Regions from separate parts of the Homo sapiens genome. Here regions 1 and 2 are each linked to region 3. Evidence: chromatin contacts called from ENCODE Hi-C or POLR2A ChIA-PET data. All regions are on one chromosome and are shown on one strand. Each heading gives the region's core, a stretch centred on a gene start or an enhancer-like site at or near the end of the contact. The rest is flanking DNA. Distances are from core to core; before and after follow the strand shown. Region 1 holds the start of PELI2 (pellino E3 ubiquitin protein ligase family member 2). Region 2 holds the start of ATG14 (autophagy related 14). Region 3 holds the start of ACTR10 (actin related protein 10).

Region 1 (3,415 bases), core at 715-3,214, 2.1 Mb after region 3:
GAAACATCTCAACAATGATTTCCTCAAAAGGAAATAATGAAATAAAGTTCTGGCATACGTTAATCTTCCGCGTCAAGTTCACAGTGTTAAACACACTGAAGCCAGCCACACAAACAAAACCAAACTCCACAAGATTAGGTTGGGCTGAAGTTACATAAGACAGACTAAACTGCGGCTTTTCTCCTGTCATTCCTCCCGCCTTCCTGTGAACCCTGATATTTGTCTTTGAAGTGCAATTAAGATGTAGGTGAGAAAAACACTTATCTGCAAACAGCTTCAAAATAGGTAATGAGATTTCCAATACCACCCCCACTTAATGCACTAGCAACAAAGTCAGGAAGACTGGGAAGCTTTGAGTTGTGCGGTGTCTGGAAGCTTCCCTCAAAAACTCCTCTCTTTAAATTATTTTTAAGTCAGCACTTACTTCAAGGCACTCACTTATCAAAACACGTTTTGCAAAGTTCCCTGAGTCTTCCCACAGCCATGACTCCTCATATGTGTGCTAAGCCTACCTATCAGCGCCGAGGATGTTCTGAATACAGGTCTTTCAACGCAGAAGGACAAAAGCGCGGGTTCCCAGAGCGACACATCCAAAGGAAAAAATAATCCTTTCTTCAACACTAAACCCAAGTTGTTCCTTCCCCCCAGTTTCCTGCACTTCCCCCTTCCCCCTCCCCTTTCACTGCCCACTATATCCAGTTTTAAGCCCGCAAAGCCTCTCTCCTGGCTTATTAAGGGTAAACAATAGAAATGTCACAAGGAAACTCAGGAAGTAGATGAAGTCTCTAATTGCTGCCGTTTAACGATTGTACATAATTACTATCTTCAAGATGCGGCTTTCACCAGCAGAGAGGGAGCCGAGGCGGGCGAGGCTGGCGAGCTCCCCGCAGCCGGGAGGGCATCAGCGAGGCCGGGACCGGGGGGATACGGCCCGCGCCCCGGTGCCAGGCCCCGAGCAGCCGCATCCTGTCCCTCCCCTCCAGAGCACTCCAAGCGGGGAGAAGCGGAGGGCCGGCCGGCCCGGGTCACACACAGTTCACTGCTCTCGGGCTGCGGCGGCCCGCGGCGGTCATCGGAACAATTTGCAAAGCGCAGCCGGGGATCCCACAGCCCGCGGCGGCCCAAGCTCACGGCGCCGCGCTCGGAGTTCGGGGGCGCGGGTACCACGGTCCGCGAGGGAGGTGGGAAGACGGGGCTCCGCGCCGGCCGGCCTCTCAGCTTCGGGAAGCGACCCCGCGAAGCGCCCGCGACCGCGGCGCCTCACATGGAGTCCCTGCCCGCCCTCCCCGGCCCGGACGCGGCGCGCGGGAAGTGGAGCCCCTGCCCCCGCCCCCACGATACGGCCGCGGACCCGGTGCCCGGCGCTGCCCCCGCTGGGTCGCCCGAGTTCTGGCCACTTCCTCCGCCGCGTCCTCCGCGCGGACAGCGCAGCCCGGCGTCCGCCGCAGCACCCCGAGCGCGCGCCGATGGGGCGCATCCCGCCCCCGCGCCGCCGTCCGGGCCCTGAGAGCCTCTCCTGCCGCCCCGAGCGCCCCGGCGGTCCCCAAAGAGCACCGAGCCACCCCGCCAGCCCCGCTCCAGGATGCGGGCGCTCCCCGCCCGCGCCGCTGCCCGGGACCAGGGACCCCAGGACTCACCCGAGCACCACCAGCTCCCCGTATTTCACTGGCTCCTTATTGGGGGCGCAGTGTTCCTCCTGGCCAGGGGAAAACATGGAGCCCCGCTCGGCCGCCGACGCCGCCGCCGACGCCGCCGCCTCCGCCGCGATCCCCGCCGAGTCCGCGCCGCCGCTACAATCCCATCCCGAGAACGGGGTGAGCGCGCCGGGGAAGGGCACGGCGGCGAAGGGGGCGCGGGGCGGCCAGTCCCGCTGCTGCTCCGTCGTGGCTGCGCGGCTGCTCCGCCTGACTCCCCGGAGCTCCGCGCGCCGCGGCCGCCCCGAGTCAGAGCCGGCAACAAATGGGACCCGGCAGCAGGGGGACCTGCCTGCGCTGAGCGCCGCCGCCGAAGCCCCGCGGGAGGGAGGGAAGGAGGAGGGAGCGGGCGCACGAGAGGCTGGGGCCGCGCGGGGGAGGCGGGGGCCAGCGCGCGGGCAGGTGGGAGCCGCCCCGCCCCACGCAGAGCCAGGCGCCCGCCCCCGGCCCGCGGGGCGCCCCCTCCCCCGGCGCGTGGGGCCGTCCGCGCCCACTCCCCGCCCCCCTCGGCCCGGCGGAGGCTCGGCCCCTGTGTTATGTAAACATAGAGTAAAAGGGAAAGGAAGTTCTTAAAGGAGCAGCTCTGTTTTTTTTCCTCACTTCCTTCCCCAAACTTAGAGCGCGGGGTCCTCAGCCCTCGCCGCCTGGTTCTTCAGCCGCGAAGGCCCGCGGGAGATCCTGGAAACGAGCGGCCGCGGTTCCCAAGCCCACGTTTTCCTGGCTGGAGTTCGATGGGATTAACTTCCTCTCCGAGTAGAATAGCGCTCTCTCGACGTCACTGTGTCCCGGCTTACAACTAGAGGTGTCGCACACACCCACTTGGGTGCCTCCCCTTCCAAAACCAAGCAGAAAGGCGTCTAGAAAATTAGAAGGTTTTGCCAGTTGGTGCTGGCGTAGAGGACGTTTCGAAGGCGCTTGGAGCACCCCACCGTTGCACTGGATGTAGCTACCCCGGCTTGTGGTCAATAGAGCTCCACCTGGCTTTTGGGGGGTGGCGGGGGGATGGGGGAAGAGTTGTTTTTTAATCCATACTTTATCCACTTTTCCTGTGCCTTCTTTCCATCCCCTAATACATACAAGGGGAAATTACCTGGGTGGACTTTTTAGTGAACGTAAATGTTCCTTTATGACCGTGATTTAATCAATGCACTGTTTGCTTTCTATTCTTTTTAAACTAGTTATTGCTATGGCTTTAAAATATCGTAGACTGTATAGTTTTACTGACTGCTGTTTTTCATCATACAGGATTTTATTGTTCTAACATTTATTAAGCACTCATAATGTGCTAGAAACTCTACATATTATTGCGAGTCATTGCCTCTCAACACTGTTAAATATTTAAAGAAATAAATACTGCAGAAGCTACCCTGTGTATAGTGACTGGTTGGCTATGACCCGAAGCAAAGGGCTAGAAAAAATAATAATTGCATCTGTAACCTTCCATTCCGCTGTGCTGCACCCCTTGTGTAACATTCTCTGACAGGTTATTACGGTAGTGACATGATGTTTCTGATAATTTTACTTCAGTTAGGAACTGATTTTTTTAATTGAGGTTTTAGAAATAAATTATTCCAAAGTAACTAAAGCCACACCACTGGTAAGCCAAAAATAAACTTTATTAAACAGTTAACTTATTTCAGCTAACTATAGAAATTCTGTATTTCAAATGAATATTAGTTATTCTGCATATATTACGTATTCTCTATATTTTTTATATGTAA
Region 2 (3,640 bases), core at 383-2,882, 2.8 Mb after region 3:
TTTTGTATCCAAAAACCTCAGTGCTCTGCTGTTAAGTAATACATTAATATGCGTTCTCTGAAAATATATAGCAACATATAGGAGTTTCAAATAACTGCATAAGCTAGATACTATCTGTGATATCATCTAGCACGATAGGAATTAATGTGTATTTTTTGCCTTTTAAAATATTGAACAGTTGATCCTGATCATTAGGTATTAAGCACTGTGAAGGATCCTGTCTGAATACAAATGAAACATAAGCCCGAGACCTTAAAAAATAATCCTTTTGTTTGAAATGATCAGAGAGAAAGACTTCTCACTTAAAAATAAATCTTAAACTTTCAGGAACCATTCAAGTTTAGTGTAAACTGTATTCTGAATATAGAGAATTTTTGCTTTTGCTTGTTTTTGTAATCCTACGTGATTTGTATTTAAAAAGACTGGGTAAGATTAAGAAGACGGAGGAGCAAAGGGCTCAGATTCAAGACCTAATTAGCTTGTAGAATCACCAGTTTTCGATGGTGATGTGGAGATTAACAGGGAGGGACGGGCTAATATGAATCATGGCTCTTGGCTGTAAATCATCAGTGATTACGTCCTTTACCAAAGTAAGAAAACAGGTTTGTAGGGAGGCAGAAGTCAGTTTCCAACACTTTGAGTTTGTGGTGTCCTGGAATGTCACCTGATACCTAGTAAGTAGTTCTGGATCTTTGGGTATGGAACTTGAGAAAGGAATCCTGGCTAGAGAGAGAATTCAGGGCAGTTTATCAGTAGATAGCCTAGTAAAATCATCCTTGAGAATCACTGGTCTATTTAATCTCACCTATAAACTCACTTTTCTCTGTAGTTTAGAGGCATATTCAAACACTAATTACTCTGATATGATCCTCCCAACACATCACCTTATATATCCCCTATCCACCAAAAGAAACTTGAAGGGAAGTCCTAACCATCTACCTAGTTCAAATTCTCTTAGAGCATGGCCCAGGGTAGGGAAGGTACGTTAGCCACGTGATTAACTTTTCAGAAGGATACAATTCTGATTTTGCACGTTCACTTTGGTTGTTTTCACTATTGGTAAAGTATAATACTATTAACCATATTAATCCTCACGGCATTAGATGGGTACTATAATTCTATCCATTTAACACGAGAGAACAGGCGCAGAGAGATTAAGGAACTTGCCCCAAGTCACACAGCTATTAAGCAGGTGAGTGAGCCAAAATTCAACCTAGTTCCAAGACCCAGCCCCTTCACCCTACTTTGTTTGCTGTAGTTTAGCCAGATTTTAAAGCATCCACAGCAAGTTAAATTCCCTTATTCCGCTCCCATTCCGTTTTCCCAGAATCCTTAGGGTATGGTATTACAATTTTCTGCACAAGTTTGAGGCTTTAACTCGTAGTCTTGGCCTGAGCCAGCAGATGACATTTTGTTTGGCCGACTAGCCCCTCTAATATAACTCTCCCCCTGCTTCGGGACCTGTTGCCCCTCAGCAGACCGGAAAAACAACAGTGCCCGGGACAGGAACACGCGGCGGCGGAGGGGTCCGGGGGCTCGCCGGCATCCCAGCCCCCCTTCCCCAGGCCCCTCCTCCTGGCCCAGAATGCACCCGGTTGAAAACAAAATCCCACGTGACTGGCTCTCCTCTCAGGCCATCATGGCGTCTCCCAGTGGGAAGGGAGCCCGGGCGCTGGAGGCTCCTGGCTGCGGGCCCCGGCCGCTCGCCCGGGACCTGGTGGACTCCGTGGACGATGCGGAGGGGCTGTACGTGGCTGTGGAGCGCTGCCCGCTGTGCAACACTACCCGCCGGCGGCTGACCTGCGCCAAATGCGTTCAGAGCGGCGATTTCGTCTACTTCGACGGCCGCGACCGGGAGAGGTACGGCGGCCGCCACGGCCCTATTGTTTCTTCTGCTGTGTGTCCTCCAGCCAGGCAGCCGAAGGCTGGAACCTGGGGCTCCCCGTCCGGGCACCAGATACCAGCGAGAGGAGCGAGAGAGAGGGAGTGTAGCTAGCTGCTCTGCACCGGAGCTTTGCTACCAGAGGACAGCGTAGGGGCCAGATGAGGGAAGGTCGCCGTTTCCCCATCACCCACCCAAGAGGAGTTTGACCCCACGGTGCTCTTGGTCACTGGGGAAAAAAGGAATAAGTGGTGACTCTCTGGAGAAGTTTTCCCGTTGCTGCCATTAAGTTAGATTCCCAGCTCTTTGCTGTATGTACTCCCATTCAAAAGCTTGGCTTTCTATTTTCGAAAGCATATTTATACTCATTCTCTAGAGGAGAGAGTAGAAGAGAATCAAATAACTGCTTTAGAGGGATTTGGGCCTGGTAGTCTGTCACAGATGGACTTTGTTATCAGACATGCTTACTCTAATGTGTGAATTGAGGCTTGCTGTTAACGCCCCTTTCCCCTCCCTGCCTCTAAAGATTATTTTAGATTCTTAGGAATTTGGGAACGTGTTTTGGCCTTGTTTTAAAATTCAGATTGGGAGCTGCATGCTTTTAGTTAAGAGAATTGCCTTTAGGAAAATGTTTTGGTTTCATTTCGAAATCTAAACAGCTACAAGTTCTTGGTTAAGAAAATTGAAAAATTAGTGTGATTAGCTGCAGGATCTCCCACTCTCAACTTATGTTTCAACAATTTAGTGTCAATGATAGTCAATGATAGTAAGATAGCTAGCATTCTGAGCACAAAAATTCAGGTATTAATTCATTCGCAACAACCGAATGACTTATCCCCAACTTATTAGGAAGCTGCACAGTAAGTGCTTTGCCCCAGGTCACACAAATAGTTAAGTGTTGGTACAAGAATTAAAATTCAGACAGCTTGGACCTATGTACCCGCACTTAACCACTAGACTTTATATCCTCTATATTTGGGAATGTTTTGAGTTCTTAGTATTTCTGTGATCGTGGATGGAGTTCTTTCCTTTCTCTTTTGAGGAGGTTTGAATGACAAACTCTTTTTTAGTTTTGTTGCTGTGTCTTATTGGTGCTCTTGATGACTTTAGAAACTGCTTATGTAGTAAGTGATAGCTTTAAAAATTAAACCAGTTATAAGAATACGGGGTATGAGATGGAAATGTCTAACTGATGGAGTGAATCGAGGATTTGGTTCTGGACCTTCTTGTCTGTCTACACGTTTTACTATGTCTATTCACATAATTTAAATACCATCTATATGCTTAAGACTGCCAGACTTGTATCTCCAACCTAGTCTTCTCTAAAGTCCAGAAAACAGCTGCTTATTCAACATCAATATTTTTAGATTTGTAATAGATATCTTCATTTTAATATGGCAAACTGAACTCCTTGTTTTCCATCATAAATCTGTTTTCCCATGCTCATCCCAACCCAGTAAATGTCAATCTCATTGTTCCTTTGGTTCAGGCTAAAAAACCTTTCAGTTCTCCTTGACTCCTCTCTTAACCCAACTCTGTTTAGTCCCATCAACAAATCCCATCTACTCTTCAAAACTTATCTTACAACAAATCCCATCTACTCTTCAAAACTTATCTTAAATCTTACCCTTTCACCATCACCTGGTCCAATCTACCAGAGACATAAACTTATTTCCTCTTATGTCTCTGCTTCCGTCCTTGCTCCCCTTTTGTACAATTTCCATATTGCAGCCACAGTTATGCTACTCCTCCATTTCT
Region 3 (3,350 bases), core at 102-2,601:
TTGCATCAGTGCTCCTCAAACATCTCAGAATGCAAGCCATTAGACTTCAATTCCTTTTTTTTACTTCATACATTTATCTTATCATCCTCCTGCTGTCTTTTTCAAATATAGCTTTTTGCTTATTTCTTCCAAGTACAGCCAAAATAATTATCTTTGACTAGAAGCCTCGAACTGTTTATTACGCTTTCAAAATAATTTTAATAAGAAAATATAAATAAGGAAGGGCCTCGCATAGAACAATAAGAGAATGTCATTAACCAAGGACTATGTTTAATCCAATTCTGGAGTTCCTGGGGTCCAATTTTTAAATAGGCTCTTTTAACCACTTAGTCAATAAATAGTTATTAAATACCTACTACACGTCAGGAAGTGCCTAGAGATATAAAAAGATTTTTCAAATGTTTCATTTTCATAAATACATATATGATGTAATTGCCTGTTACTTCCCTCTCTGTTGAGCCCATCACAAGGACTCTTAATCTAGGGTCCCAGGACCACATTGATTGTCTGCCAATTCCCTGAAACTGTGTATAAGTACCTTAAGATTTGTGCATTTGTGGTTTTCATCCAGCCATTAAAGAGATCTATGCCATCCGAAAGGTTGAGAACCTCCTCTCTATTGTTTACAAGTTGGTTTGTTTAAAACATGTCAAATCTAACCTTCGAGTTTAGGGGAGCCAACAAAGGATTTCCAGAATCTTATCTATAGGGTTTCACCTCTTAATGTGCCCAGTCTCCCTAATTCTTGAGCAGCGATAGCCCTGTCTTAAACATCTTTCCATTTTCAGCACCAAAATAAACTCCGTTCAATATTTTATGATGAAATTCGTCATCGAGCATTTACATTCGGTTGGCTGCCTTCCTCAACTGAGGAGCCCAGGGTAAGCGGGGTCTAGGTCACGGTTGTCATCCCCTACACAGATGATCCCAAAGGGTTTGTTGGGTTTGGGGTGATGACAAGGGGCGGCGACGAGGGCAATTCAACAGAAGCTTTCTGGGCCTCTCTGGGAGTCAGACCCCGATCCTCGGATTCGCATCGCCCAGGGAGGAAATAATAAGAGCTGTTATTTGCAAGGGCGCTGGTTGAAGAAAAGGGGAGGCCCGGAGCTGCCCAGCGAGTCGGCGATGAGGACCCAGGCAGTGCCTGGGGCTCTGCCACCCGCCCTCCCCTCGGGTCGAACACAGCTGGCGTCACGGCCACTCACTTGGTAAAGGCCTCTCCCAGGTCGATCACGACCGCCGTCTTCTCCCCGCCGCTCCCCAGGCCCTCGTAGAGCGGCATGGTAGTAAGGCAGACTGAGAGAAGAGGGTCGCAGTCTCCGCGGCCAACAAGTCTCGGCGCTCGCGGGGCGGGGCCGGGGCTCCGGCGCTCGGGCGTCGGCGACGGCGGGGGCCTCGCGCGGCCGCGGCGCGCCGGGCCCGGGCTGTCCCAGGCTGTGCCTCATTCCGCGTTGGACCCACCCTTGCAGGTGCTGCCGTCGCCAGGACTAGGGGAAAAGAGGCGCTGGCGGGCGCGAATCCGAGTGCGGGGGCGCGGAGGCCGCGGCGATCAGGCGCGCCGGTCGCCCTGAGGGGGCGGAGCCGGCCTCCCTATCCTTCCCTCCCACCACGCCCCAAAGCCGCACCCACGCGCGGCTGTGAAGAGGTTCGGTCTCAGCTCACTGTGAAGAGGTCACTGAGGACCTGGCTGCCAAGGGGCAGCCGAGAGACGACGCAATTCCGAACCTTTGATTCATGCTCTTGGGGGGCAGAAGATGCTGAGACCCTATTCTGTGCTAGGCGTTTTGCCTAATATTTAATCTTCTCAAGAAATAACAAGAATATGTGTTTTCTTATCTGTGGGGACCGACGCTCAGAGAGATTAACTTTCCCAATGTCCCACGGCAGAGCCAGGAACAAACCCACAGACTTCCTAATTGCAAAGCCTATGCTAATGATGCTTTAGAGAATAATACGTACAGACAATACTTTAGTTAGTAGTCTTTCTGAAAGTTTTTATTTTACTCCAGAATTAAGCAGCTAGAGTAGCGTCTGTGAATCTTGAATCTGTCCATAGAGGAGCGGTCGGGATGGTTTAATAGAAGAAACATTGAAGCAAAGGCCCCTATTAGGTTGGTGCAAAAGTAATTGCTGTTTTTGCCACTACTTTTAACATTTACATTACTGTTTACATCTTTGTCACTTCACAGCTTTCTGTGAAAATATTTTTTTCCTGCAAATATTAGCTCTAACTGTATCTATGCATAGGAGTGGAAAAGACTGTCAAAGGAGAGGCTGTGCAATAAGAAAAGAGGTTCAAGGGTAAATCGGTGAGGACTAGCAACATTTAGCTGGTGTACTGGGTTGAATGATGCCCCCCCCCCCAAAATTCTTGTCCACTGGGAACCTCAGAATGTGACCCTATTTGGAAATAGAGTCTTGGCAGATGTAATCAAGTTAAGATGAGGTTATACTGTATTAAGATGTCCCAACTGTCCGAGCGCAGGATCACACCTGTAATCCCAGCACTTTGGGAGGCCGAAGCGGGAGGATCCCTTGAGCCCAAGAAGTCTAAAGCGGCAGTGAGTCGGGATTGTGCCGCTGCACTCCAGCCTGGGCAACAACAAGAGTGAGAGCCTGTCTCTCAAAAAAAAAAAAAAAAAAAAAAAAGGCCCTACTCTAATGGTTGGTAACTAGAGTTAGCGGGGTAGTTGGGGATAAGCTATTTCCATAACAAAAACTAAGGCTGTAACAATGCAGAAATTTGGAATGTGATATTAGTAAAATTCATGTTTAAGTCCAAATTACTGATCAATGATCCTCCTTGAAAGCAAATTCCTGGAGACAGGAGAATGAAGTTGGAGTTGTGACGGGGAAGAAAACTTTAAGAAACGTGGGAAGAGATTAAATTTTTTGCTTAATAGAGTCAGATTATTTGAATAGGACCCCTTACTTGAGTTCAGATTCTGTTTCTGCCACTTTCTGTCAAGTCCCTAATACCTCTGATCGTCCACTTCCTTATCTGTAAACTGTTCTGCTGCTTCACAAGGTATTTGTAAGGATCAATTTGAAATTATGTTTCTGAAACTATTGAAATGATGAAGTTTGTTATTACCTATTCTATGTTTTCCATGACAGCTCACCAGCTGTATTTGTTAGCTAGGGACTGCCGTAACAAAGTACCACAAACGGTGGTTCAAGGAAACAAAAAATTTATTCTTTCACACTTCTGGAGGTGAGAAGTCAGAAATCAAGGTGTCAGCAAGAGCAAGGTCATGCCCTCTTTGAAGGCTCTTGAGGAGGATCCTTTCTTGTCTTTTTTTTTTTTTCTTTTTTTGAGATGGAGTCTCGCTCTGTCACCCAGGTTCGAT

Evidence for each region. Hi-C counts contacts between places; a loop is a spot of excess contacts on that map. ChIA-PET counts read pairs that join two places held with the same protein, here RNA polymerase II (POLR2A). Pooled maps may share reads with other maps.
Region 1: a loop to region 3 is called in a pooled map, with 9 times the contacts of the local background. The contact joins the promoter of PELI2 here to the promoter of ACTR10 in region 3. A Hi-C loop is called at or near these places in 5 of 50 pooled maps.
Region 2: a loop to region 3 is called in a pooled map, with 5 times the contacts of the local background. The contact joins the promoter of ATG14 here to the promoter of ACTR10 in region 3. A Hi-C loop is called at or near these places in 2 of 50 pooled maps. POLR2A ChIA-PET finds 5 or more read pairs at or near these places in 2 of 52 experiments (OCI-LY7 and activated T-cell).

Annotation. Positions count from the first base shown.
Region 1 is chr14:56,116,960-56,120,374 of GRCh38, reverse strand. It overlaps PELI2 (pellino E3 ubiquitin protein ligase family member 2), which reads right to left and starts at 1,964. Exons shown (of 6, transcript NM_021255.3): 1 at 1,638-1,964. The coding sequence starts at 1,714. RefSeq lists silencers at 1,487-1,556, 1,847-2,106, 2,147-2,206 and an enhancer at 2,337-2,576.
Region 2 is chr14:55,409,822-55,413,461 of GRCh38, reverse strand. ATG14 (autophagy related 14) reads left to right here and starts at 1,632. Exons shown (of 10, transcript NM_014924.5): 1 at 1,632-1,860. The coding sequence starts at 1,640. It also overlaps a transcript of FBXO34 not described here. RefSeq lists a silencer at 1,343-1,642.
Region 3 is chr14:58,198,150-58,201,499 of GRCh38, reverse strand. ACTR10 (actin related protein 10) reads right to left here and starts at 1,351. Exons shown (of 13, transcript NM_018477.3): 1 at 1,206-1,351. The coding sequence starts at 1,282. RefSeq lists enhancers at 969-1,158, 1,779-1,908 and a silencer at 1,319-1,708.